2 separate regions of the Homo sapiens genome follow, and region 2 is linked to region 1. Evidence: read pairs that join two places in POLR2A ChIA-PET (ENCODE). Cell type or tissue: MCF 10A. All regions are shown on one strand. Links, peaks and the distances in the headings refer to the core of each region. The heading gives the core; the rest is flanking DNA. Region 1 overlaps CMSS1 (cms1 ribosomal small subunit homolog). Region 2 overlaps CMSS1 (cms1 ribosomal small subunit homolog).

What was found. Peaks named below come from ENCODE experiments on the same cell type or tissue, not always from the same donor. Only the 100,000 strongest peaks of a DNase experiment are listed, where the experiment ranks them.
Region 2: POLR2A ChIA-PET joins it to region 1 with 21 read pairs; 4 of 35 experiments call an interaction of 5 or more read pairs at or near these places.

Annotation. Positions count from the first base shown.
Region 1 is chr3:99,997,355-100,010,239 of GRCh38, forward strand. The region is part of intron 1 of CMSS1 (cms1 ribosomal small subunit homolog); the gene reads left to right. All of the region lies in intron 1 of FILIP1L (filamin A interacting protein 1 like), which reads right to left. All of the region lies in intron 1 of LOC105374010 (a long non-coding RNA gene), which reads left to right. Among named protein-coding and RNA genes, the nearest start is that of MIR3921, 39 kb to the left of the region's middle. In MCF 10A, for the core only: no CTCF peak of the experiment used is centred there; DNase peaks (open chromatin) are centred at 4,357 and 5,677.
Region 2 is chr3:99,895,615-99,908,499 of GRCh38, forward strand. All of the region lies in intron 1 of CMSS1 (cms1 ribosomal small subunit homolog), which reads left to right. The region is part of intron 4 of FILIP1L (filamin A interacting protein 1 like); the gene reads right to left. The region is part of intron 1 of LOC105374010 (a long non-coding RNA gene); the gene reads left to right. Among named protein-coding and RNA genes, the nearest start is that of MIR3921, 62 kb to the right of the region's middle. In MCF 10A, for the core only: no CTCF peak of the experiment used is centred there; a DNase peak (open chromatin) is centred at 5,847.

The DNA.
Region 1 (12,885 bases), core at 1,531-9,530:
CTAGAGGAAATGGCTGTATGCTATCTTTTTAATCCTCACAAGTGTATTATTGGGAAAATGAGTCACATGTCACCATTAAGTGACAAATCCAGATTTTGAGGCTAAGTCTTCCAAGTCCATTGTTCTTTCTGATACCCCAGTGGTTCTCAATCTTGGCTACGCATTAGAATACGTAGGAAGCTTTTTCAATTTTGCCAGAGCCTGACTCACCAGTAATATTCACAATAGATGGTAGGGGCAGGGTGGGAAGGATAGCAGAGAAACCAACAAAAGTGCTTCCAGAAAAAGTAAAAAGAATATTTCAGTGATCCTTACTGTCACTTCCTCTGAAGTGAATAATAGAGCAGATTTATTAGTAGTTTAAAACTTTGTACACAGAGCTATGAAAATAAAGAATATTTATGAAAAGATAAAATAAGAATAGCATGAGGTAATAGAGTTTTGATTTCCCTCAAATACCAAATATCTGGCAATTTAACACATAAGTCATGCTCTTATTACACAAACCTTAATAAAATGTAAACTAAAGTATAATGCATTTTGAAGATAATCTGCTTTACAAATGTAGGCTTAGGATTTCTACATCAAGAATCAAGATCAAGTTGAATAAAATTATTCAGAAGAGTCATTTCAGGTTCCTGCTAGAGCATAGAGCTAAAACCAGTTAACTGGTGTGGAAAACTTGTGGAAACACAAGTTAACTAGTGTTTAGTTTAACTTGTGAGTTAAAACCAGTTAACTGGTGCGGAAATTCAGAATCATAGTGTACTACTGAAAGAGTTTCTAATCTCAGCAAGATCTGTTACCATCTGAAAAGTTATTAATGGCAAAAACTGCAATTACTTTTGCACCAACCTAATACTTAGTTCTATAAATTAGTAGCTATTTGTAAAGGATAAATCTATCCTAGATATCCCTAATTTAGATCTGAAAATGTCTTTCTTGGAATGTTTTCTAACTACAGGGTTAGAAACATCTTTAAGTAGAGTGAGTTTAAATGTTTGGTGTAGCAACCCATCTTGCATGTGTTTAAATGTTTGTATACCAACACATTCTTTGAGTGGGGTAAACTATATATACGTACTCAAAGAATGTACATTTTTGAGATTAGATTTTTACCAAGCACAATTTGGTAAAGGGAAGTAGGGAAGTAGGACTTGTGGGTTGTACCACTTTTGCAGGAGAAAAATGCAGGTATTTTGGAGCTAATTAAAGAAAGACAAAACTCAAAACTTAGTCTTTCCAGCACCCATGCTGGAGTGCAGTGGTGCGATCTCGGCTCACTGCAAGCTCCGCCTCCCGGGTTCACGCGATTCTCCCGCCTCAGCCTCCCCAGTAGCTGGGACTACAAGCACATGCCACCATGCCCCAGCCAATTTTTTGTTTTTGTATTTTTAGTAGAGACCGGGTTTCACCGTATTAGCCAGGATGGTCTCGATCTCCTGACCTCGTGATCCGCCCGCCTTAGCCTCCCAAAGTAATGGGATTACAGGCGTGAGCCACCGCGCCCGGCCATGGTTCTTAAACTCTAACCTAATCTTTTCCCCCAACTAGAAACTTTCAGTAGTTCTCCACTATCTTTGGCATAAAATTCAAGCACACACCCAGAGAAAACCTCCACCACAAGATTTTTGGTTTATTCTTTAATACTTAGCTTTGACGTTGCTACTCTGTGAAGCCTTCCGTGCCTCCCATAGGCACTTGTACTATGTACCTATATCCGTCATATATATCTCAGTTACTGATTCAATTTACAGTTGTTGAATGCCAGTTTTATGCCATGAATTGTATTTAGTGTTGAAGATACTGAGTAAAGCAGCCTTTATTTTTTAATGATCTCTAGGTGAGGAAGCATATTTAAGCAAATTTTAGAAAGTGTGATAAGCTCTCACTGTAGCAAGGAGGAAAAAGAGGGGCACTGTCTCATAGCACATATCACATTCTTTTGTGATCATTACTGTGTTTCTCTCCCACTGGAATGGAAGGCGTGTATATTCCCTGCATCAGAGTCATAAGTATAGAGTTGGTGTGCAATAGTAGTTGTATTTTGGATGGATGGATGGGTGGGTGAGTGGTTGGGAGGAAATTGCAACAACTGCCTAAAATTGTTTAGTAGATTATCGACAGACTTTATTTAGAGTTGGATAAGGGAGGTGCATGAATATGGGAACATATATATCCTTACACTGTATAAGCTAAATCCTTGCCTTGGGAACTTCTCCTTGTGGTTCAGTGAGTCTTGAATCTGTTAGAGAGGATCTCGGGATATAGGCTTTTCAGTCAGCGCTTTGCTAAACACATCAAAGAAGTCTGTCACTTGATGGTTCATTGCTTTATGATTTGCCAGAAGTTCAGGCAAAAGGTCCCAATTAAAAGCCCTGGGTTGTTTCTCATGGTCTCTTGCTCAATGGCAAGGGGAGATTCCTCAAGGCTTCATCACATCACCAAACAGTGCATCCAGTTAATCTGCTAGATTTAAAAAAACAAAACAAAACAAAACATGCCATGCTAAAATTTAATAGTTCAGTTTCACACATAGTCCAATTCCCTCCATATTGGACTATGGGCCTCTGTTTGTGTTGACATAAAGGTATCTCTAGACTCTAGAACAGTGATTCTCAGCCCTGGCTTAAAAACAAAAAGAAAAGAAATACCAGACTCCACCTCCAGAGTCTTATTTGCCTGTAATGGGGCCCAGGCATCTCTATTTTTTGAAAGCGCCCAAGTTGATTCTAATATATAATCAGGACTGGAAACACTGGCCTAGAGTCAAGACCAGAACACTTTACAATTAGCCTGGAATTTGTTCCACAAAAATTTCTTCCTGCCTTCTTCTGATCCTTCAGGTCTCTATCTAATTATCACCTCCTCAGTAATATTGTCCGGTGACCTTGCTTTTTGTAGGAAAAAAGTCATCCAAAGGGGCCTCCTCTATCACCTTGTCCCTCAAAGTATTTACTACAACCTGAAAATAACTTGTGTATTTATTTGTTTTCTTGTTTGTTATCCATCCCTCCTACTAAATGAGGAATATCATATATTTATTGGCAGCTGCTGTTGTGTGAATGTCGTCAGCTGTAGATCTAGTAATATGTGTGACTGCTGCTAGGCCAAATCAAGGAAGGGGAGAAGGAGCTGGAAGAAAGGGTAAAAACGGGTGAAAATTTGATGGGAAGTGAAAATTCAGACAATACTCCTAAAAGTGAAAATTCTGACCAGGCGCAGTAGCTTATGGCTGTAATTCCAGCACTTTGGGAGGCCAAGGCAGGAGGATTGCTTGGGCCCAGGAGTTCAAGGCCAGAGTGAGCTATGATTGTGCTATTGCACTCCAACCTGGGCGATAGCGCAAGACTCTGTCTCTTAAAAAAATTAATAAAAATTCTAACCCCTATTCCCCAGGAGTAGCCACTGTTTACAGTTTGGTGTTTATTGTTTGAAGTGTATTGAAATGTGTACACAAATAACATACAGATTGGTTTACAAATAATGGAACACTTTAACAAATATATTACTCAGTAACTATGTTGTATATAAATGTGTAGTCAAAGCCTGTAGTTGACCTACGGCAAGACACTTGTAAGAGTAGCTCCTTGATTTAATGCCAACTATGTTTTCTATAAGATAACCTAGTTACTGGGTGATAGATTTTTTAAAACTGTTCAATTCCCTTTGAATTGTTCTATATTTCACACACACACACACTCTTCCCAAAAATATTATTGTGCCTACTTATTAATGCAGTTATTTTAGAGGTTAGCTGTCCTCCCAAAATTGGCTTAGATTTAAATAGGGTTAAGTGGTGATAAATTTAGTAGTAGTAGCCATACCCTCTCACTTTGTCTCAGTTCACCTATTTAATAGTATACTATGACCAGCAGATCAAATCAGACCCTTAATCTGTTTTTGTAAATAAAGTTTTATTGGAACATGGCTATACTCCTTCATTTACATATTATCTATCGCTGTTTCTGTGACGCAGTGTCAGAGGTGAGTAGCTGCGACAGAGATCACATAGCCCACAAAATCTGAAATATTACTATCTGGCTTTTTAGGGAAAAAGTTGGCTGACCACTTCCCTAGTTGATCAAAAAGATTATACCATCAGTAATCAATCAGAACAACCCAACTGAGCCCAGTTTATGAGAATGTATTGGTGGTTCTGGGATTTTACATCTTTAAAACTCTATCTGATTGCTTTTCGTAGGAAGAAAGTCAGCCAGAACATTGTTAAATGACAGGGTGGGGAGGGAGTGGGAGACATGTTCCATCTAGTTGGGTCTTGTCTTCCTGTCAGGCAGGTCACATCTTCTCCCTTTCTCTTCTTTCCTCTCCCAAAAGAAACAGTACACATTGCAGATGTGGCCAAGGTTTTCAAAATACCTGTAGGTTGGATCCTTTGAATTTAAACCAGTCTGCCAAGTCTTTGCTGCCAAGCCTCATAAATCATTTGGCTGAATAATTAAAGGGATGGGTGTCTTGTTGAATGCTGCACCAGGTGTGGTGGGGCAACTTACCCTCCCCTAAGCTGCTCAGCATAGAAGGTCGGGGACCCAACACGGTGTCGCCTATGAGGGAAGCACAATGAGACATCTGGTTTTCATCTCCAGTGGGCTTGTCCATATCCCCCCCAATTCTGAAGCTTTGTTGGAAATGCCCCTCTCTGGAGATTCCATCACAAATCTGCTGGTGATGCGTGTGTGACTGTTTGCAGCTCTGGAAAAGCGCGGTGCCACTGCAAGTGGAAAACATGCCCAAAGCTCACTGGGACTGACCACCTCCTGTACAGACCTGTGTCTCTAATGAATTCTTCTTTATTTGGAGCTGATGGTGTTGTACTTAAAAGCTGCTGGGTAAATCACGCACAGACTGATCATGATTTTGGTTTAGAGTTAGGTTAGAGCATCTCTTTTAAGTTATGAATTATTATGAATTTTTTGTACCTTCAAAACTTCTTGTTGTTCAAAACATTCTCCATACAGAAGATAGGTCTTAATACATTATATCCCCTGATACACATTTGCTTTCAAGCTTCTGTGGCTTAGACTGGAGTATCTCTATAATCTCAGGAGTGAATATTCACATTTTCTAGAACCACCAGTTTCTGCCTGCCACTGCTTACTTGCTTTTACAAGATTTGCACACAGGTACACACTCTTCTAGTAATTCCGAGTAGGATGGAAGTAGCCTAAAATTTGAGTGACCTAGATAGCTGATAAAAAGTAAAGCTGATTTTATGCCTAGCTTTTAAAACCAAATGCATATCTGTCCATCATATGGGTGTGATTGACCTCAATTTTTAATGATGAAATTACATAGCTAAAAAAGACCTTGAAGCTCATCTAATTGTACATGTGGAAACGGGGCCTGTGGACCTGGAGTGACTTGTCCAAAATGATGAAGCCTAGTCCCTTAGGCCTTAGACCAGGTGGCTTGATCTCTAGTTATACATCCCACCCCTATGACTTCCCCTCTAAAGCATGATTTAAACAAAAGGAAGTACCAGAAACTTCAGTTTGGGTTCATATTGCCTTCTCTGATGAGTATGTGTATGTTCTGAAGCTCTCTCTGCTGTCTGCAAATCAGACATTCTTGCTGGGTTGCATCAGAGTCCAGGCGACAAGATTGATGAAGAAAGGGCAGAGGAGGGATGACGTAATGGATTGTGCAGCATTTACCTGCGAATTATCTCTAGCTGTGTACTGCTTGATGTCTGTGTGACTCACATACTGAGGTACTGCCATCCCTATTATTCAGCACTGTAGCCTCACACTTACCTCACCCTGTGTTTCTCTCCTTTTCCTGCCAAATCTGATTAGAAGCACTTTTGTTGTAAGCCCATGTTTATGAAGCCATAAGTGGACTTCATACCAATGACCATGTGGAGAAAATAAAAGAATGTTAGAACTGGCAAGTTACACATTGACTCAGTCAAACCAGCTTGATTTCTGTCTCAGTGTAGTGCAGTAAATACTTACATAGCACCTGCCATATGCCCAGCACTGTCAGGGTTTTCTTCCCTTACGTGGTTGTTTTGTCTTCTTAGCTTCAGTTTAACCAATGCACCTAGAATAAACCTGTAGCAAGTGCCTACCATGTGCAAGTGACTATGATAGATGCGTTCACATGCATTTTTTCTTTTGAATCTCAAAACAACCCTGTGAAGTATCCATTTTGTAGATGGCCCAGGTGACTTAGCTAATGTGTGTCAGAATTGGAATTAGAATCTCAGTCCCTTGACACTAAGTACAGTGTTTTTTCCAGTGCATCACAAGTATATTTGATTTGTGTACTCGAGAAGTTTTTGCAAGAAAACTCTCCAGTTTTCTTAAGGTCATCTTCATACTTGATCTATGATCTTCATACTTGATCTAGTGTCTGCCTCTGTTGTTTGTTTACCCTTGAGATGCTAAAAGTCAAGAGCATAGACATATGTATATTTATTGAGCAATAACCATTAAGTTCTATGTTGAAGTTGTATCATACAAACACTAACTTTGCATGAGTTCAACTACACCTGCTCAGCAAATGAATATAAAGAGAGAAGGCATAAAAATTTACATTGTGCAAACAAGTCTTCTCAGGTTGTATTCAATGAGTCTATGCCTGGGAATGAACCTGAAATGGACGGTGTATATTGATTTTTCTGTACATGTCTGTTCCCACCTGCCTCTCTCAGGGTAAGCATCTTGCCTTACTCAGATGGTTACCAAAACTGGAGGCAAAATCCACCTTGATTCGGCCTACTGAGAGACAGTATTGGCTTCCTGCATGATGCCTTCCTAGGGGATTTGCAAGGTAATTTTGACATAAATTGAGGGTTTTTTCCCCCTTACATATTCTCCAAGAAACCTAAACTCCAAGTAAAATGCAGCTTCCGTAGGATGATAGTGGGTTGCATATAATCAAGGAGGGGATTTTTCTTTAGAGTGAACTGAAACTGTCTTGGGCTCAAGAACATTGTGTATAATGGTAGCTGAACATATCTTCTATTCTCTGTGTATTGTGACAGGTTGGAAGGATTAATACTGAGAAGATCAAATATTCTTTGTGTTCATAAGAGAACTGTGTTACCACTGAAACCAAGGGAGGAGAACCAACAGAAGGAAAAATCCAATGAGGTCACCCATCAGAGTGGTGGAGAAAAAGGATTAAGAAAATCCCATTAAATTTAGTTGCAGGTGACGTTTGAAAGAATAGTTGTAGTCAATTATAAGGTCAAAACCAAGATACAAGGAATTAAGAAACATCATCATCATCAGGACAGAGTAGCCAACAGGATGTCATGAAACCAAAAGAGGACGGCTTCATGAAGAGAGAGCACCATAGGTGGGGGTTGAGGAATGAGAACTGGGACTAGGTAGTGATAATACCTAAAAGGTAGGATTGGTGGGTTTAAAAGTGGAAGCACGTAATGTCATCAAAATGAATTCTGGCTTCTGAGCTAGTCTGAGATTCTTAATGTTTGAGTTTCCCCCTATGGGGCAGGTGGGGAAAATCTGGCCACTGAGAGATTAGAGGCAGGAGAATTATTGGTGTCTGTTGGCAAGCAGATTCTCATAGCCTCATACCCATTAGATATTGGATTTCACTTTCATTACTTTTCTAAGTAGTTAGGTTCTAATTTGCTTGCAATTTGAGAAATCAAGGCTGGCTCTACAAGGCTGTCATCATGCTGGGAAAAGGGGTGCCAGAATGCAGCAGGACGTAACCAGAAAGCCAGTAAAGGTTCAACTCTTATGAATAGGAAAGCCAGCTAATTCATTCATAATACCAAACCTTATCTTACTCAAGGAAGTGGAGTTACAACCAGGAAACCTCCCTTTCTTTCCTGTATTTGTATAGCACCTTGTATTGTTAAAAATGAAAGGTTGTTGGTGATAATTTTCTTTTTCTCAGATTGCTCACTTTGTGTTTTTGGCTCAATATTCAGTGTGACTGCTTGACTACTGTCACTCAAACAGGCTGTCTTGAAAAAGGTGAAGCTGGGAGGTTAGGGGGTTCAGATTAGGATGGGATCTCAGAGTGGGGTCCCTCTACCCCCACTGTATAGGAATCTCCTTGGGTGCTTATTAAAAATGTAGATTCCAGGGTTCCACCCAAGACCTACTAAATATGAATCTATATTTATAGCATCCCTGAGAATTCTTATGAAGTCTAGATTTTAAGAACCCTGGTTTAGGAAATGTGAGTGTAGTGTAATAAACCAAATTTTACAAGAATAACCTTTTAACAAATTGAATTCCAATGATTCTAAAGTTAAATTGTATTTATAAAATATAGCCAGAAATATTTGTTTTAATGGAAATTTATAAGCCTCTTTGAAACTCTTAGAGAAATCTAAATACAAGGCACACAGAAAATGTTAGCAGTCATAATAAACACACTTGGTTATGAGGAAGAGTGTTGTGAATTCAGAAAGTTTGTGTGTTTTGTGGAATTTCTATTATTGCCCAAGAGAGGAAAGAACTGAAAGGAGAGAACTTGGAAGAAGCTTTCTTTGGCTTCCAAGATCCTAATCCTCCAAAATGCAGCTGCTTGCTACCCACCATCTCTTTGCCACAGACCAGCTGTGTCCCCATTCATTCCCACCTCCGCTATTGCTTTTTCAATCCACACATGCCAGAACCAGAATGGAGAATGGTAGAGAAGGGAAAGGTAGTTTGATAGGAAGTGGGATAGAAGTTTTATAGAAAAGAGGTTTCTGGAAAGCCCTAAAGCATTAGACCAGAAAGCCCTTAGCCGTAGACCTCTGGGTAAAATTTGTTGCAGTTATAAAACTCTGTGGGATGCAGGTAGGTATACTGGTGGTTTCTGGGGGCTGGGGCAGTAAGACAGGCTGACCCCATTAAGATAACCTCAGAAACTAACCCAAACTGTTTTCCCCAGCCCTCAACTGATCTTTGGCTCTTATTTAAATTTTGTTTTTGTTGTCTTTGAATTGTTTCCTTTGTACAAGTCATTTCCCTAAATAATCTCCAGATTTCTTCATGAGTGGAATAGTTAGGTACTTCCTTTGAATACCTTTGCCAACAGCCTTTTTTCCTCCTTCCCCATAATTATCATAACTATTACCCACAAATGGATAAATTTGGTTCCTATCTTTCAGTGCTTTTCATGAGGTTATCATCTATAATTTTCTGCCCCAAAGTCTCCTTTTAAAAAAAGTATTTTTTCTATATAGTCATGAAGGCTATCATTCAAATCCCAGAAGTTGTAGTTTTACCCTTTTTGTTTAGTACTGTTAAAACTCAGCTTTGGAATGATGAGAATTCAGCTCATTTATCTTACATCTTTTCTTTCCAAAAAAAAAAAAAAATTCCAGCTTGGGTTGCACTCAGCCCTTAGCATAGTGACTCCCAGAGTTTGCTAGTTAAGTTAGGAAATTAAAAGTAAGAGCTTACTCTGTTTTGAATCAGATAAGTAAATTAATAATTGCGGCATGTCAGCCAAAGTAAACAAGCATTCTTGATGGGTAGAACTGTGCATTGTCTTAAGCTATTTGATTACTAAACCACTGCAAGCTTTTAAAATTGAACTATCTCTAATATGCATTGAGAAGGATAAAAAATAACTTGTTTTAAAAAGTGTTTTTGTTTGGTTTTGTTCTGTATATTCTTTGTCCAAAACTTGAGCATATTCATCTTTATAAATCTTTCATTACTTACTGGCTTTCTTAGTGCCTTAGCTGGTATTTTCCACATGAGGTTTACACCATCTTGTGGCCTACAGTTTTCTGACTCGCTTTTTCTTGCATCCTTGGCATTCATTAGCCTATTGGTAAATGTTTGAAATGGGAAGAAAAGGAGAAATCACCTGTCATTTTCTGCTCTTAAGGCTTTTATTGCTTTTTCTATTTTCTCTTCATGACCATGAAAGTAAATGGTTTGAGTCTCTCAGACATACTCTTTTTAGCTTTTATTTTTTGAGATGAAAATATCTTATTTCCTGAAATTTTTATTTGACTAGAAAACTAGTCCATGTAGAGGAGAGCTTTGATGATGTGTCTGCCCACAAAACAGATTTTTGCCATGGCTCGCTAATGCATTTTGTGTGAAATATCAAATTTTGGAAACCTTGCTTGTATATCTCCCACCACAGAAAAAAATGAGAAGATGAAATGAGAGAAATCAAATCATGAAAGATGCAAAAGTCTAGTCAGCAGAAACAGTAAGAGATCCGTTATGTAATGAAGAAGAGAGTCAGGGACAAAACCAACTCTCAGTTATGTGACTGAGGCACAGAGAGGCCCAGAATTGGCCCAGAAAGTGTACAGATTTTGCTCTAATTGCATTTCAAGGTCAACCTTTAAATTGCCTTAAACCAAAAAAGTGTGTCACTGATGGAAGCTACAGTATCGTGTAGGCAAAATGGGCCTTGTTGCTTTGACTGCCACTGTTACCAATTGTGATATAGTACTGATAGAAAAAATATATTAGTTATCTAGTGGTAACAGGGAATTGGCCACTGCCAGCCACTGAGGGAGTACAGACAGGTGTCTATTGGTGTCTGTTAGTGAACAGATTCTTATAGTCTCTCACCCACTGGGTAATGCATTGCATATAGTTACTAGTTTTTAAAATAGTTAACTCCTAATTTTCTTGCAAATTTGGAAACTGAGGGCTCCCTGGGAATTATAGGTTATGGTTGTTTTCCCCAGCACAACCTTGCCTGGGACCTGTACACAAAGTGTTTCCCTCCTCCAAGTTGACATAACATTTTCCACCTTCCTAATGTTTTTACTAACATAATTACAATAAATTGCTGCTGCTGTTGGAGACATTCTCTTTTCTCACATCTGGGTTTAAAGCTTTCAGTAAGGCTACTAAGCAGTGGGAAGGAAGGAGCCTTTCCATAACTTTAAGGTCATTCCTGATAAAGGTAACTACTCCACCCCTGCTTCCCAATTAGATTCCCTGCCAGCAATAGCATAGACTTGAACCAGTGCCAAATGTTTTAATACCATAAGGACTTGCTTGATAAAGGCTATGCAAGGCAAAGAAAAAAAGCAGCCAAAGTTCCCCAAACTAAAATTTTCCAAGATTTTCATATGAGTTGCAGCCAGGGTACCCTTCATATAAGTGTTACCATGTGTTTGCTGTAGTCATTGGTATCCTGCAATTCTCATTCTCCAGGACTTCTAGAGATTAGAATTTAGAGGAAGTGCTGGTGATGTCAAGATGGAAATCTACTCTAGCTGCAAAGAATATAGTCTTTGACAAAAAGAAGGACAATAGCAAAGACAGGGAACAATGGTGGGGTTAATACTATGATCTTTCCAAATAATTATTAAGTAATTATAAGTCTATTGCACAGCAACATTCAGCATTGTACTTCATTGTACCATTAATGTTTGCATATGTTTGCTAGCCTTGCTTCTCTTACTGTTATAAACTCTAGACTAGGAGGAGTATTGTCTTGCTCTGGCCCTTGTATTTTGCGTGCAGAAATAGCATAATGTCATCAATAAACAGTTGTTGGTCATCTGACTAGATGCAGCAAAGTGATTTTATTCCTGGGCATGGGTGGGATTAATTAATAATTACAAAGTGCCTACATAGTTCAGAAACTTGGAACACCTATAAATATAGGAAAGAAACTTTTTTCTGTTTGACATTGATTTTCAGATTTCATATGCAACGATAGTTTTAGCCTCAACATCCACCCAAACCTTTACCATAGTTGCTAAGAAATAATAAAAATGACTGGTTTGCAGTAGACTTAAAAGGAAAAATAAAGCTTCTTTGGCCTTTAAATATTAGAATATTCCCGAATGAGAATTCAAATTGAGTGCAAGTGACTGAACTTACTGAGGCCTGTTTCAATTTGATCACTCAAAGCTTTGCCTCCTGTTTGAAGAAATTCTTGGATTTTAACCTACGGTATTATCAAGAATATAAGATCTATCTTCAGTTCAATTTATTTTCCTGTTGTCCTGAAACAAAATGGCAGCCAATATAAATTTCCCCATAATTTCACTGAGGGAGTTAGAGTTCGCAGTAGTGGTAATAATAATGATAGCATTAAAAGCAGAAACAAGACTGTCTGCTCCTGTTAGCAACCTGAGCAGTCAAAGACATTAATGGACCATGAAGACTAGAGGGCTGGGGTGACTGTGGGTCAGAGCTAATGCACATAGGCAAGCACGGTATAGGGGAAACTTTCGTCACCTCCACTACACTGAGCCTTTTCACTTGATAGACCAAGCTCTTAATTTCCCCAGGTTGTTAATCTGGCACCTTTCATGAACATCAGTATTCACTTTGGAAAATAAAAAAGCAAACAGCCAAAACATCTAAGTGTTAAGGGGAAAGAAAGTCAACAGAGGAAATTACAGTAGCACATGATACACTGGCACCTTTTTCTTGAGTCATAGGAGGCAAAGATATTTGAAAGTCTGCAGCTTTGATTGTCTCTCTCTTAGTAACCAGAGGTCTTGAGAAAGAGAGTGCAATGTATGGTTTAGCTGTAGCCCTTATATGTATACGTGTCCACGTTTTCAAAACTGACCCCTTAAAATATGTATGAGAGCCAAGTGGTTTGAAAGTAAATACCACTTTCTTTCACCATTGCTTTTGCTCCATGTTTACCATTTCCTTTCTAACATTAGTTACTGTTTCTAAAGGAATTGGTGTTTCCTGATCTGGTATAGTTTCTGTTTGTTTTGGATTGTCCATCAGTTGTTAAGATATCTACCATATGTTTTACAGACTAGTATATTGAGGGTTGAGTACCATACCAAGTTCTCACTTTTTTCTTTCTGTCTCTCTTATTTTTAGGTAAGTCATCTGATTGGAGCCACATTTCATTTGATGGAATTTTCCATTTGGTAAAGTATTGCTATTTTTATCAAATGATGTAAACTGTCATTTTTGTGATTTCTCAGTA
Region 2 (12,885 bases), core at 1,845-9,844, 100 kb before region 1:
CGTATACCAAAAGGGGATAATCAGTGCAGATCGAAATAAACATTCATTTCTTATCACTGTACATGTAATACCACACTTCCACATGTTGTCTTCCTTAATCTCCTTCATCTTTGATGGAAAACCTCTTCCTTTTAACTACTCTCCATCAAGTTTTCTGTTGACTCAGGACAATACCCTAGCAGCCTTCACCCATAGAATAGGTGCCTCCTTAAAAGACTGGTTAAATGTTGGCTAAACTCTAGCAGTGATTGCTAGAAAAGAAAACAATGTTGATGTTTGGTCAGGGCTGGACAAAGGAACCCATCATCTATGTTTGGTCAAGCTCTAAGCTGTAAAGATAGTCTTTTTGTAGAGGAGACATGTGGCTCACTGGAGGAGGGAACCATTTGCTTCTGCAGGGAACTGCCACGGTTCCATATTATAAAGCATGAGTCATGGATGTCTTTGTGATTACACATCCTTCTTCACATATGTGGAATAAACTTTTAGAAAAAAAAAAGGAAGTTAAGGGAAAACAGAAGTGTGAATAACTGCTAATGGTGCTCTCACTGGCTCCATTCCGTCTGCTATTTCATGATACATAAAGGGAGTAGGTCAGAGATTCCTTTCCTGGCAAATAAGTGGCAACATATGTTTGAAACAGTGAATGGAAACTATAGGAGGAAAATGACAGGCATATGCAAAAGGAAGGCAAGGGAAAATTTGTTGCCCTAATGTTAGCCACATAATTGGTATGCTTTTCTAGAGAGAGGCTGTTTCATTTTAAACAGTCTGCATGCCCCATTAGTACAGCATTTCTGTGTGTGAAGTGTATATATTTTCTAGGCTTTGGGGATTTTGGTTTTTTTCATGAATGGTAGTCACCTTAAGCTACTGAGGCTTCATACAGAGTCCTTTGAGAGAAAGGTTCCCAAAAGAGAACGTAGTCAGGAAATAGGACCCTTTATTAAAGTAGTAAGAACAAAAAGAGAGGAAGTAGTTAACAACAACTATTTTGATGGGCTAAGAACAAAGGAACAGGCACCAAATTACTATCTTCTGGAGTGCTCTTCATTTAAATTATAATTCTACAATGATAGTGTTGATTCATTTGTTGCCATAGCAACCGAACCTTTGTTCAGTAGAGTTTTGAGATTCTATAAGGTTCCAGAGGACTAGGGTTTAACGGTTTTTGTTCCACAATATATTCATAAGCAATGTTGCCTACTAATAAATTGAAAGCACAGTGATTTTCTTTGAAAAAATAATTTTCATAACAAATCAGTGTATACAACGGGTGCTGAAGTCCATTTCCACTCACCTGTCATACATGGCTAATAAATAGAAAATGTATTTTCAGTCGCAAAATTTAATTATGGCCAATTGGAGAAAAGTGCTAGAGAGAATGATTTGTTTCTCAGAACAAATTTTTTTTTCTTTCTTTGCATAGAAATGATTGTGATTAAGAATATTGTCAACTTTTGGCCAAGCATGGTGGCTCACGCCTGTAATCCCAGCATTTTGGGAGGCAGAGGTGGGCAGATCACTTGAGGCCAGAAGTTCGAGACCAGCCTAGCCAACATAGTGAAACCCAATCTCTACTAAAAATACAAAAATTAACCGGGTGTTGTGGTGCACACCTGTAATCCCAGCTACTTGGGAGACTGGGGCAGGAGAATCGCTCGAACCCAGGAGGCCTCCGCGGGAGGAGGTTGCAGGGAGCCGAGATTGCACCATTGCACTCCAGCCTGGGGGACAAGAGCTAGACTTTGTCTCAAAAAAAAAAAAAGTTGGCTTACTTGTTCTATACCTTTGACAGTAAATACAGCTCAAAACAAAGCTAAGAAAAACAAGTGAAAGTTTGCCATTATATACCTCAACTAATTTGTGTTCATTTGCCTGACACCAAATTTTGAATTTTCTTTACTAGTTATTTTTTTAGATCTTGAGTAGTCTATATTCTCTAAGGCTTAATATTATTGCCAAGACAATGGGATGCCTTATGATGGAGTGCTGGGGTATCGTGTATTTGAGGAGAAATCCAGAATACTGAAAGTAGAAAACCAAAATTGTGTTTTTGAGATTTGGGAAGCAATGAGGTTCTGAGCTGGTTAGTTTATTATATTTTTTGTCATACCACTATCTCATATTTTACCTTGACCAGATGGGGATGTCCAGGATGGATGATGGTGATCATAGAGGGATTCTGTAAGAGAACTCCACTACAGAGAATCTCCTATAGTGTGTCAAAGCTTTCTGCTGAAATATATGTGGTAAAACAAATGACCACGAATATGTCCAGTGTTCATAGTTAAATGAAGTTTTCCATGTTTCTCGTCACCATGAATAATTGAGAACCAACTCTATTAAGAAAAGATATCCTACCTCCAATTCTGATTCCTCATACCAATGTTACATTTAATTTTCTCACATTGGTTTTTTTTTCTCCAGTTAGTCGTCAGAATGTATTTATTTTTAAATAGGCTTATCTAAGTTATTAGACTCTCAAGGAAACTTTCAAAAGCAGGCAGGCTTGGTTTAAATGTAGCTTATTTGAGGGTTTAGATATGATACAATATTTTTGTTGCATATTTTGACATTTTTGAAGGTTATTTGGAAAAAAAGTATATCTTTATATTGTAGGTAGCATTATTTTTAGAGCTGTATTGTAGGTGTATGGAATGAAAGATTGCAAACAAATTATACTATATGGAATTACACAATGACCAGGGCCTGTGTTTGTCTTGATTCATAAGCCCAACTTCATCTTTTCATTCCATTATAAATAGAAACCTGGAAAGATCAGCTAAATAAAAATTATGTTTTGTGGTGACAAATTTCCATCTGGAATTATGACATGCACCCACTCACACATTAAAAATATATGTGCAAGTCAAGCGCGTTGGCTCATGCCTGTTATCCCAGCACTTTGGGAGGCCGAGGTGGGTGGATCACCTGAGGTCAGGGGTTCAAGACTAGCCTGGCCAACATGGTGAAACTCTGTCTCTACAAAAATACAAAAACTAGCTGGGCATGATGGCGGGTGCCTGTAATCCCAGCTACTTGGAATGCTGAGGCAGGAGAATCACTTGAACCCAGGAGGCAGAGATTGCAGTGAGCCAAGATCATGCCATTGCACTCCAGCCTCGGCAGCAGAGCTAGACTCCATCTAAAAAAAAAAAAAAAAAAAAAGTGCATTTTTCACATCATCCTAGCAGTTTTGTTTTTGCTTTGTTTTAATAAGGCTTGAACTATTACATATGAATACCAGAAGAAGGTACAATTGAATGAGGTATATTGCATGAACACTGACTCTGAAGCTCTAATCGAAGTTTAGCTTTATTTCAAACTACTCTCTTATTAGATACTTATTAATACCAATCAAATTTCTGTTGCTAGTTTCATCACCTGAGAAGGCTGGAACACACATACTGAAAAAAAAATGTGGTTATTCCTCCTTATTAGGACCTCAAAGACAGCTACAGTGAATGTGCTTTGATTATATTAGATGGAGATTTTATGTGTGCATTTATTTAGAGACTTAAACTGGGAACTCATTTCTTTTTATCTAAAAATATCTTTTAAAAGAATGTAGTTTCTGATGTTCGTTGATCTTTATTTTGCATCATATAAAGAGTCTGCTCAGTTTTATTTTGAACAGGACACTTGGTTATAATTTTCAAAAGCAGATTTTTGGTTTCCAATACCAAGTTATTACACTTTATGGGTGTTTTGGTCATTTCTTATTATGATGCATTCCTTTAGCCTTAATGAGCATAACTAATGCACTAGAGTTAAAAATGGAAATCTCATATTTTAAGATCATATTGGAAATTATTCTACCTAAATCTTTTTACAAAGTTTTCCATGAATTATATTAATGACACAACTAAACAAGTTATTGTATATAAAGGATTTAGTTTTTTTGTGAGATCTAAATGGTAGCTGTTGTGATTGCTGTTGTTGCTTTTTTCTAGCAGTTTCCTAACCCCTATTGCATTCTTCAGCAAACTATTTCTAGGACAAAGTACTAGGAATCTGACATAAAGTACACTGTTCCTGAAATTGTTATGATAGATGCTTTGGACTCCCACCTCCTTGATTGTGATTCCATTATGGTCCACCTTCAGGGCATCTTTTCTTAATGCACATTAACTCCCAGGGTGATGAACCAGACTCCCTGGGTTTGCATGTTGAATTGCATAACTTCTCTGTGCCACCGTTTTCTCATCTGTAAAATGGGAATGGTGAGAGTACCTTCCTCATAGGGTTGTTATATTTAAATGAGTTACAAACTTTAAGTGCTTAGAGTAGGGCTTAACTAGTTAGCTGTTACTAGTACATTCCTAAGGTGCTAAATACGGTGTTCTGGTTCTACTGGATCTTTGAAATCGTATAATTCTGAGGTCAGAACCAACTTGTCAGGACTTTAGGATGAAATAAATATAAATGTATGTGAAAGCGATTTGAAAAGTTAGTATGTAATACATATCTAGAACAGTGTTTCACACATAGCAGGTATTCAGTAAATATGTATTGGATGAATTAATTTAAAAATTAAAAATATTATATATAATGGTGATATCATTAGTAAAATTTATGACTACAGGATGGAAGTCAAAACCACTCAACCTCCTTGAGTTTGAGACAGAATATTCAACTCATCTACATTGATGAGGTGCAAAAAACAAAGATGGTGATGATGAGGATATTAATAACAACTAACACATACCTGGTGCTTCTTGTATGTTAAACACTATTTTTAACCCTTTATATTGATATAAATTAATTCATTTAATCTTTACAGCAGCCCTATAAGGGTTATCCCCATTGAATAGATGAAGAAACTGAGTCTCTAAGAGGTCATAAATAACCAGATTTCAGATGAGATAGAGTGCGTTCAGGGTGGTATGGCCATAGACAAGATTTCAAACCAAGGAAGTTTGGCCCCAAATGCCATACCTTTAGCCCTATGTTATAACTAAGGTGTAATTTCATAAAAGTTATTTGTTCCAACCATTTCTTCACACACTTAATATTCATCAGAACTTCCATAAAGTACCAAATGGGCTGATCATTGTGTAATCTTCCCTCTTTCTTCTTTTCCACGCAAGTCTTAAGTGCTGATACTCAAACTGAGCTGCACGTTGGAACTACCTGGTGTGAGCTTTTAGCACAGTTGCTGTTTCAGCCTCAGAGATTCTGACCTAATTGATGTGCCCCGGTTATCAGGTTTTTTAAAAGCTTCTCTGGTGATTCTTACATGTAGCAAAGTGTTAGAAGCACTGATCTAAAGGAAAATGAAATTGGCCTAGGCCCTAGAGTATGCCTGAGGGGAAGGGGCATGATGGTAGTAGGATCTGGACCCTGGAGAATCCAGGAGTTGAAACTCAAGCCAGTTTGCTTTGCTTCTTATTGATAATTATGAAGGCAGGCAGGGAATACTGGGTGGAAATACTGGATAACATTTGGTGTGGAATTTACCAAAGGATTAAACTGTATACAACATTCTTTTAACTTGTTATTTAATACAAATCAAGTAAGCTTTAGTATTGCTTTAAGGATTGGGTCTTAGATGGTCATTACAAATCTTCAGGAAAGTGTTGTTTAGAAAAACAAAATGGCTACACGTTGAAATAGGATAGTACCTTCCTTTAGAGATGCCAACTTAATTGCTCCAATGAGAAGAGTAGTCTCCCTTTACTAAACTGTTTAGGAAAATTGATATTTATTTCTAATGTTTATGGTTTGTTGTCTCAGAAGATTAATGCCAAATCCTCAAAAATGTAGTGACAAGCGATGACTCATTTTAGCTCATGTCAAAACAATGCACTTTTGTAATTTTCCTGTCCCTGGAGAAGCTATTAAACACTGAACAAAATGCCTCAGAATGAAACTGATTGAGTGTTTCAAATTATGTACTTTTGCTTGGCTATTAGCCAGATGTTCGTCGGGAAAGCTCACTGTACATCAAGGCCTATGATTTGTGCTGACAATAATATTACATAGTTTACACTGCTTAAATATCAGCGATGTGTATTCTAAAGCTAAATAGTCAAAGTTCAGTCTCTTTGCATAATCAAGTTGTGTAACTCTACTCTCAGCCAAGTGATTTTTCCTTTATTAACTCTGGACGGGATGTAAGTAATGGGTAAGGTATTTTTCTCTGCATTATCTTGTTGATAAATAGCACAGATTCCAGCTAGGTTAGGAAGAGTCTCAACACACACACATACACACACATTTTTAAGATTTATACATTTGATTTTTTTGTGAGTGGTACCACCTGCCTTGTCCCTAGTAGAGCTCAGCATAATGTTTTTTGTGTAGTAGGTACACAAAATATGTGTTGCTGATAATGATGCCAATAAACAAAACAAAACACAGAGTGTTTTTTTCATTAATTTCCTATAATCTGCCAGTAATATATGAGGTCTTACAAGAATCAGTGTTAAGCCAACTATGTTTTATTTTTTAGAGACAAAATATTTAAATGATTGGCTTGCTTTCACTGACCTCCTAAGTAATAGAAATATTCATGATGTTATATTAGACATTTGTGGAGGACAATAAAATTAGTGTAACTGACTCTTAGTATTCGAGACATTCTTAGTACCATGTGACATTTTTTTGAGTAGGAATTTGGGGGCATGGTCTCTTGACAACCAAAAGTATGAGGTTACTCATAACAGTTTCTATTACACCCAGCACCTGGGAAAGAGTCAGTGCTGAATAGATATCTGTTGAATTGAACTGAATTGAACAGATATTCAACTCATTCTCATTTGCTCATGTTTTACAAGAAGCAGTTTCTCAGATGCATTTCCATGGGAGGACATGAAAAAAGGTAGTGAAAATGAAATACCTTCTGATTCTATGGCATGGTAATAGGAAGTTATCTTGATATATAAGGGTATCTAGCTGTCAGCTCATTCTGAGGAAATGGTGTGAAGGGTAGTAATTCAAACTATATCTGAAAACTATAGTTTTGATCCAGGGAAGAAACCTTGGATTATAGTCCATTGTTACCAGTAGACACTGGACAACCAAAAAGATTAACAAGTCAACAAAATGCTTGTCAGGAAGAGATTCACACTAAATCAATAGTGTGATCTTATTTTTTATTAAAAATCAGGCATATCCATGTTATGCTTTCTACTATTCTAGTTGCCTGTCATGGAAAAGGTTTAACAGAATTTGGAGGTTACACAGACAGAATGGTAATGGGGTAACTTCCATGTGAAGATAGTCTGAAATTTAGATGATAAATTGATAGATTAAAGAGGAAAAAAATCTATGAAAGTGATTTATTTAAAGCAACTAAAATCTATAAAATCATAAGCAGTGTGGCAGGACAAATACTCCTGTTCACCTAAACCTAGAACTGTTAGAATCTGAGGTTTCATGATTAAGGATATAAACAAATGGTCAAACTTCTGGGTTTAATTCCTTTCCTGCCCATTTATACTTTTGTGTCCCTAGGTACCTTATTTATCATCTCAGGCCTCAGTTTCTTCATCTGCAAAATGCTGCTTATAATAGTAACTCTCTCATAGGGTTGTTATGAGGATTAAAGTTTAAGAGAGAAGCACTTAAAACAGTAGCTGGCACGTCATAAATCTGTGTGTATTCATACATGTGTGTATATGTATACACATATGCATGTTTTTTTTTTTGAGACGGAATCTCGCTCTGTCACCCAGGCTGGAGTGCAGTGGCGTGATCTCAGCTCACTGCAACCTCCGCCTCCCGGGTTCAAGCAATTCTCCTGCCTCAGCCTCCTGAGTAGCTGGGATTACAGGCGCCTGCCACCACACCCAGCTAATTTTTGTATTTTTAGTAGAGACGGGGTTTCACCATGTTGGTCAGGCTGGTCTCGAACCCCTGACCTCGTGATCCACCTGCCTCGGCCTCCCAAAGTGCTGGGATTACAGGCGTGAGCCACCGCGCCCGGCCATGTATGCATGTTTTAAAGAATTTTCCATATGGGTTAGGTGGACCAAAAAAAAAGTAGGTTTAGAAGAATTTTGATAGATTTATGGATGATTCCAAAAATTGGCTGTTAGGAGTAATTCATTTTTTAAGCTTGCATCTTAACAGGACCCTACACAACATCCTTGTAGCTACCATGAGAAACTGGGACCCTGGGCTGGTTGGATCAGTGACGTGGCCCCCAAAAAAGTGTGTCTTTTTTTACTAAGATGCTTCATATAGAAAACTACACAATGCTCTTTTCTTATTTCTGAGGCAGAAATAAGAAATAATAGAGCTGTCGTCCCCTGCTGCTTCATTTAATGGTACTCATTTGTCCTAAATAAAAAACTCTTCATTTGGTAATAGAAAAATATGGCTTCAAGTAATAGAAACAAGCCCAAGCTAATTGAGTTAAGCAAGATCTCTGGCCAGGAAGAGTAACTGTTGAGATATGCATCTTGTTTTTCTAAGCAAACACTCCTATTTCAGAATCTGATTGGACCTTAAAATCTGCTTACCTGGTTTAAGCTGCCCAATTTTCAGACAAGCACTTTACATTTCTGGCAATAGTGAGTGTGATGAATGTTTTTGTTATTATTGCTCTTAATGATAAGTGTATGGCTTTCATTACAATAAACAAAGGTCTATAAGGGCCATAGGCCAGATTGTTTCACCATTAGAATGTGCTTATTTTATTTTCATCATTTGCTAGTATTTTTGTTCCTAATCTTGGAAGAGATCTTTCAGTAGGGAGAGAAAACATTGCTATCCAATCAAGTATTTGTAACCATTTTCAGTAGTAGAATCTGCCTGGCAAAAATTTATTTGGTTTCTATGAAGGCAGTGTTTTCAGCCCTAGCATTTTTGAATTATCAAATTAAAATAGAGCTTTTTAAAAATATATTTACTATGCTTCTTTAGAATAGGATATTCCATTAAAATGAGGTCAAAGAGCCTTCCAAACATTAATTCTTGTTATTTTGACATCTTTTTATTTCAAACATAGTAAGCCTTGAGGTTTCCTTACTTTTCTCTTTTTTTTGTTTTTTTGTTTGTTTGTTTTTACTTTTCTTTATGGCTGCTTATTGCCTTCCAGTCAATTTTAGATTCATGCTAATTTTACCCCATTATCACTGTAGCAACTACCTCCTTCTTGCCTCCCACACCCACTTCTCTTCTGCGAGACTTCGTTCTATCCATCCTCTTTTGCTCTAGAATCTTCAATCTCAGTTGGCTTTTCCCCCTAATTTCACTGTTTCTACAAGTGACCAGCCTCTCTCTTTCCTACCAGTCCTTGGCAAACCTCTTGAAGGAGTATTATTACACTCTTTACGTCTACATCCTCACCACCTTCTTTGGGTCCTTGAAGTCAGGTTTCAGTGTCTACCATTCTGAAGAAATTGTTCTCTCAGAGGTCATTGGTGGCATCCTCAGATCCAAAAGCCTTCACTCTGACTTCATCCTCTGCCACTGCTCCATGCCAGTTAACATAGTTGACTGCCTGGTGACTCCCACTGGTCTTTCCAAGTTCTCTTTCTGTTTCATAGACTGCTTCTTGTCTACCTTCCTAGATAGCTTATCCCCCTTTGAATGTAGGCATTTGCCAGGACAGGCCAACTCTTTGCTTTCCACAGTATTTCTCCCCTGGGACTATCATCTACTACTGTTTCAACTTCCCTTCTGTGCTGAAACTCCCAAATTTTTACCTTCACCACTGCTGGCCTGAGTTCCATCTAGTCCCATGTGTGCACTTACTCCTAGATATCTCACCAGTTCCTCAACCACAGGATTCCAAAGCCAAACTCTCTTGTCCTCTACCAGTCTTCTAATTGCTCTTACTAGGACTAATCTTCTTGTCATCAGGGCCCACAGCAATTGCTGGTCTAGTCTTTGTATGTCTTGCATCTTTAGAACATGTAACATACTCCATTTTACATCTTATAGCATAATCATTATTTCTCCATTTTTCTCGTTTATTGAGGTATAATTTATTTTTACTAAATGTGCACAAATATTAAGCATACAGATTGATACACTTTTACATATGTGTGTACTATATAGTCTCTATCCAGATTAAGTTATAGAATATTTCCAACTCTGCCACTAGCCTCCTTTGTGGCACATTCCAGTTGATATCCACTTTCTTACTGAGAGGTTGCCACCATTTGATGTCTATTACTGTAGATTAATTCTGTCTGTTTTGGACTGCATGCATGTGGACTCTCATATTAATGGAAATGCAACTTCATATAAATGGAATTTACATTGCCATCAGAAATGTATGCAAACTCTAGTTGCTTCACTTCTTTAACATTTGGTAATATCTTTTTATTTAGCCTTTCTGGCCAGGCGCAGTGGCTCATGCTTGTAGTCCCAGCAGTTTGGGAGGCTGAGGCAGGCAGATCACTTGAACTTAGAAGTTCAAGGCCAGCCTAGAAAACATGGAGAAACCCTGTCTCTACAAAAAATACAAACATTAGCTGGGCATGGTGGTGCATGCCTGTGGTCCCAGCTACCTGCGGGGGCTGAGGTGGGAGGATCGCTTGAGCCCAGGAGGCAGAGGTTGCAGTGAGCGGAGATCGCACCACTGTACTCCATCCACCCTGGGTGACAGGGCCAAGACCTTGTCTCTAAATAAGTAAATAAATATTAGCCTTTCTGGTAGGGCTGTAGTACTCCCTCGTTGTAAATTTAATTTGTATTTCCCTGATGATTTATAATGTTGAAACTCCCTTTCACATGCTTATTTGCATATTCTCTTTAAGGCCCCTTCAAGTCTGTTTCTTTTATATTGGGTTGTCAGTCTTATTTTTTATTAAATTATTGGTTTATAGGAGTTGTTCATATATTCTGTATGTGAGTCTTTTGTTGGTTATACATAAGCAAATATCTTCTCCCAATCTGTAACTTGCCTTTTCATCCTGTTGTTGTATTTTGATTAACATAACTTATTTATTTCAATAAAGTCTTACTTTTTTAACCTTTTATGATTGGTGACTTTATGTTCTTTTCAAGAAATTTTTAACTTCTTCAAGGTCATGAAGATAAAACTGAAACACAGAAAGGTTAAGTGGTTTGCACTAAGATTGTGGCAGACTGAGTTTTCCTCAAAACTTTAATTGTCCCCCTCTTCCTGGGTATATGGCTGCCCAACCAGACATTTCTAGCTTTTCCAGTACTGAGAAGTGGCTATGTGAGTTTGGATTGGATCATTGAACTATAAGTAGAAGAGATGGTCATCCCTAACTTGAAAGCAAGACACTTTTCATGTATTTTGCCATTTTCCCCACCCATGCCCTAACTCCCTACCATGCCCTATAACAGAGATATGGTAGAGTTTCAGTATTGATCATGTGGATGAAGACAACTCTGAATGGTTTCATGGAGCAGAACGACTTTTAAGTTTATTTAAATAATATTTAAGTTTATTTAAATAATGTTTAGATAATTTAAAACTTGTTTGAATAATTAGAGTATATTTAAACCTAAATAAACATATTTTTGGGACTCTTACTGTTATTTAGACTTCAACAAATACACAGAGTTGGTTAGCATATACTGGAAGCAGCCCTTCAACTCAGATCTTCAGCTTCTTGTACTCTTAATACTTTGTCACGTTATCATAGTGCTGATGGAATGGTGTGGAATAGTTATCTTAACTACCTATTACCCTTTTAATTTTCTTTTTTATTTTTTTTGAGACAGAGTCTCACTCTGTTGCCCAGGCTGGAGTGCAGTGGCGCAATCTCAGCTCACTGCAAGCTCCACCTCCCGGGTTCATGCCATTCTCCTGCCTCAGCCTCCCCAACAGCTGGGACTACAGGCGCCCACCACCACGCCCAACTAATTTTTTGTATTTTTAGTAGAGACAGGGTTTCACCATGTTAGCCAGGATGGTCTTGATCTCCTGACCTCATGATCCACCCGCCTCGGCCTCCCAAAGTGCTGGGATTACAGACGTGAGCCAACGCACCTGGCGTACCCCTTTATTTTGACATCTGCAGCTCTTTGCTGAACATAACATTGCACCCATAGCTTCCACTGTTTTTTCACATTATGTGTACTTAAGCCAAACCATATTCCTTGCTTTTTCCTGAATTTGATTGCTCTTTTTGCCCTAATCCCCTTCCCTTATGCTATTAAGTCCACCTATAATGATTTTTGTGTTCCCTTCTCTTTTTCTCCTTGTCTGAACTATGTCTGTCTTTTAATGTGCAACGCTAATGCTATCTGGATCCATTAGGAGATCAAGCCATTCCTGATCCCCTAATCAGTGATCACCTCTTTTTCCACCACCTGAATGCTTTTCTCCTCCTGAGGGCAAGGGCCATATGTGTGATCCAGTGCCTGGCACATGGAAGGAACTCAGTAAGCATTTTGAAATGAATGAATAAATGAACTAGATGATAAGTAAATTTTTCAGGTACTGAAACTGTGTATTGAATATTTGTAAATATTGATCTGGTCATGCAATGAGCATGGCCAAGGATTTTTAAACTGTCCAATTGTTTTTGTGTCTTCTCTGTCAGTGAAGTTCTAACTCGGCAGTTCTGAATCAGCAGAATTTCTGTGCTGTATCACTTTCATCTTCCATAACATAGCCCATGCAGCTGGATATGTCAGTACAAATTGCTGACATAGTATGTCCATTACCTAATTTGACCTTTTAGCAAATAAGACCTTTCTATTATAAAGTGAGAAGAGGTATATGTGGAAAAAGAGATGCTATTTTCTATTGAAGGCAGATGATTTGACTTAGACAACTATGTGACAACTGGCTTCACTCGTGTTCTCTTGGCATCTTAAAAGAACATTTGAACCATATTTGAAATACCATTATGTTCCTATCTGCAAGTTCCACTGTTGGAGATTCTCATTCAGTATGTTTGGGGTTGGGCCCAGGAATCTATACTTTTAAGTGTCTCCCCAGGC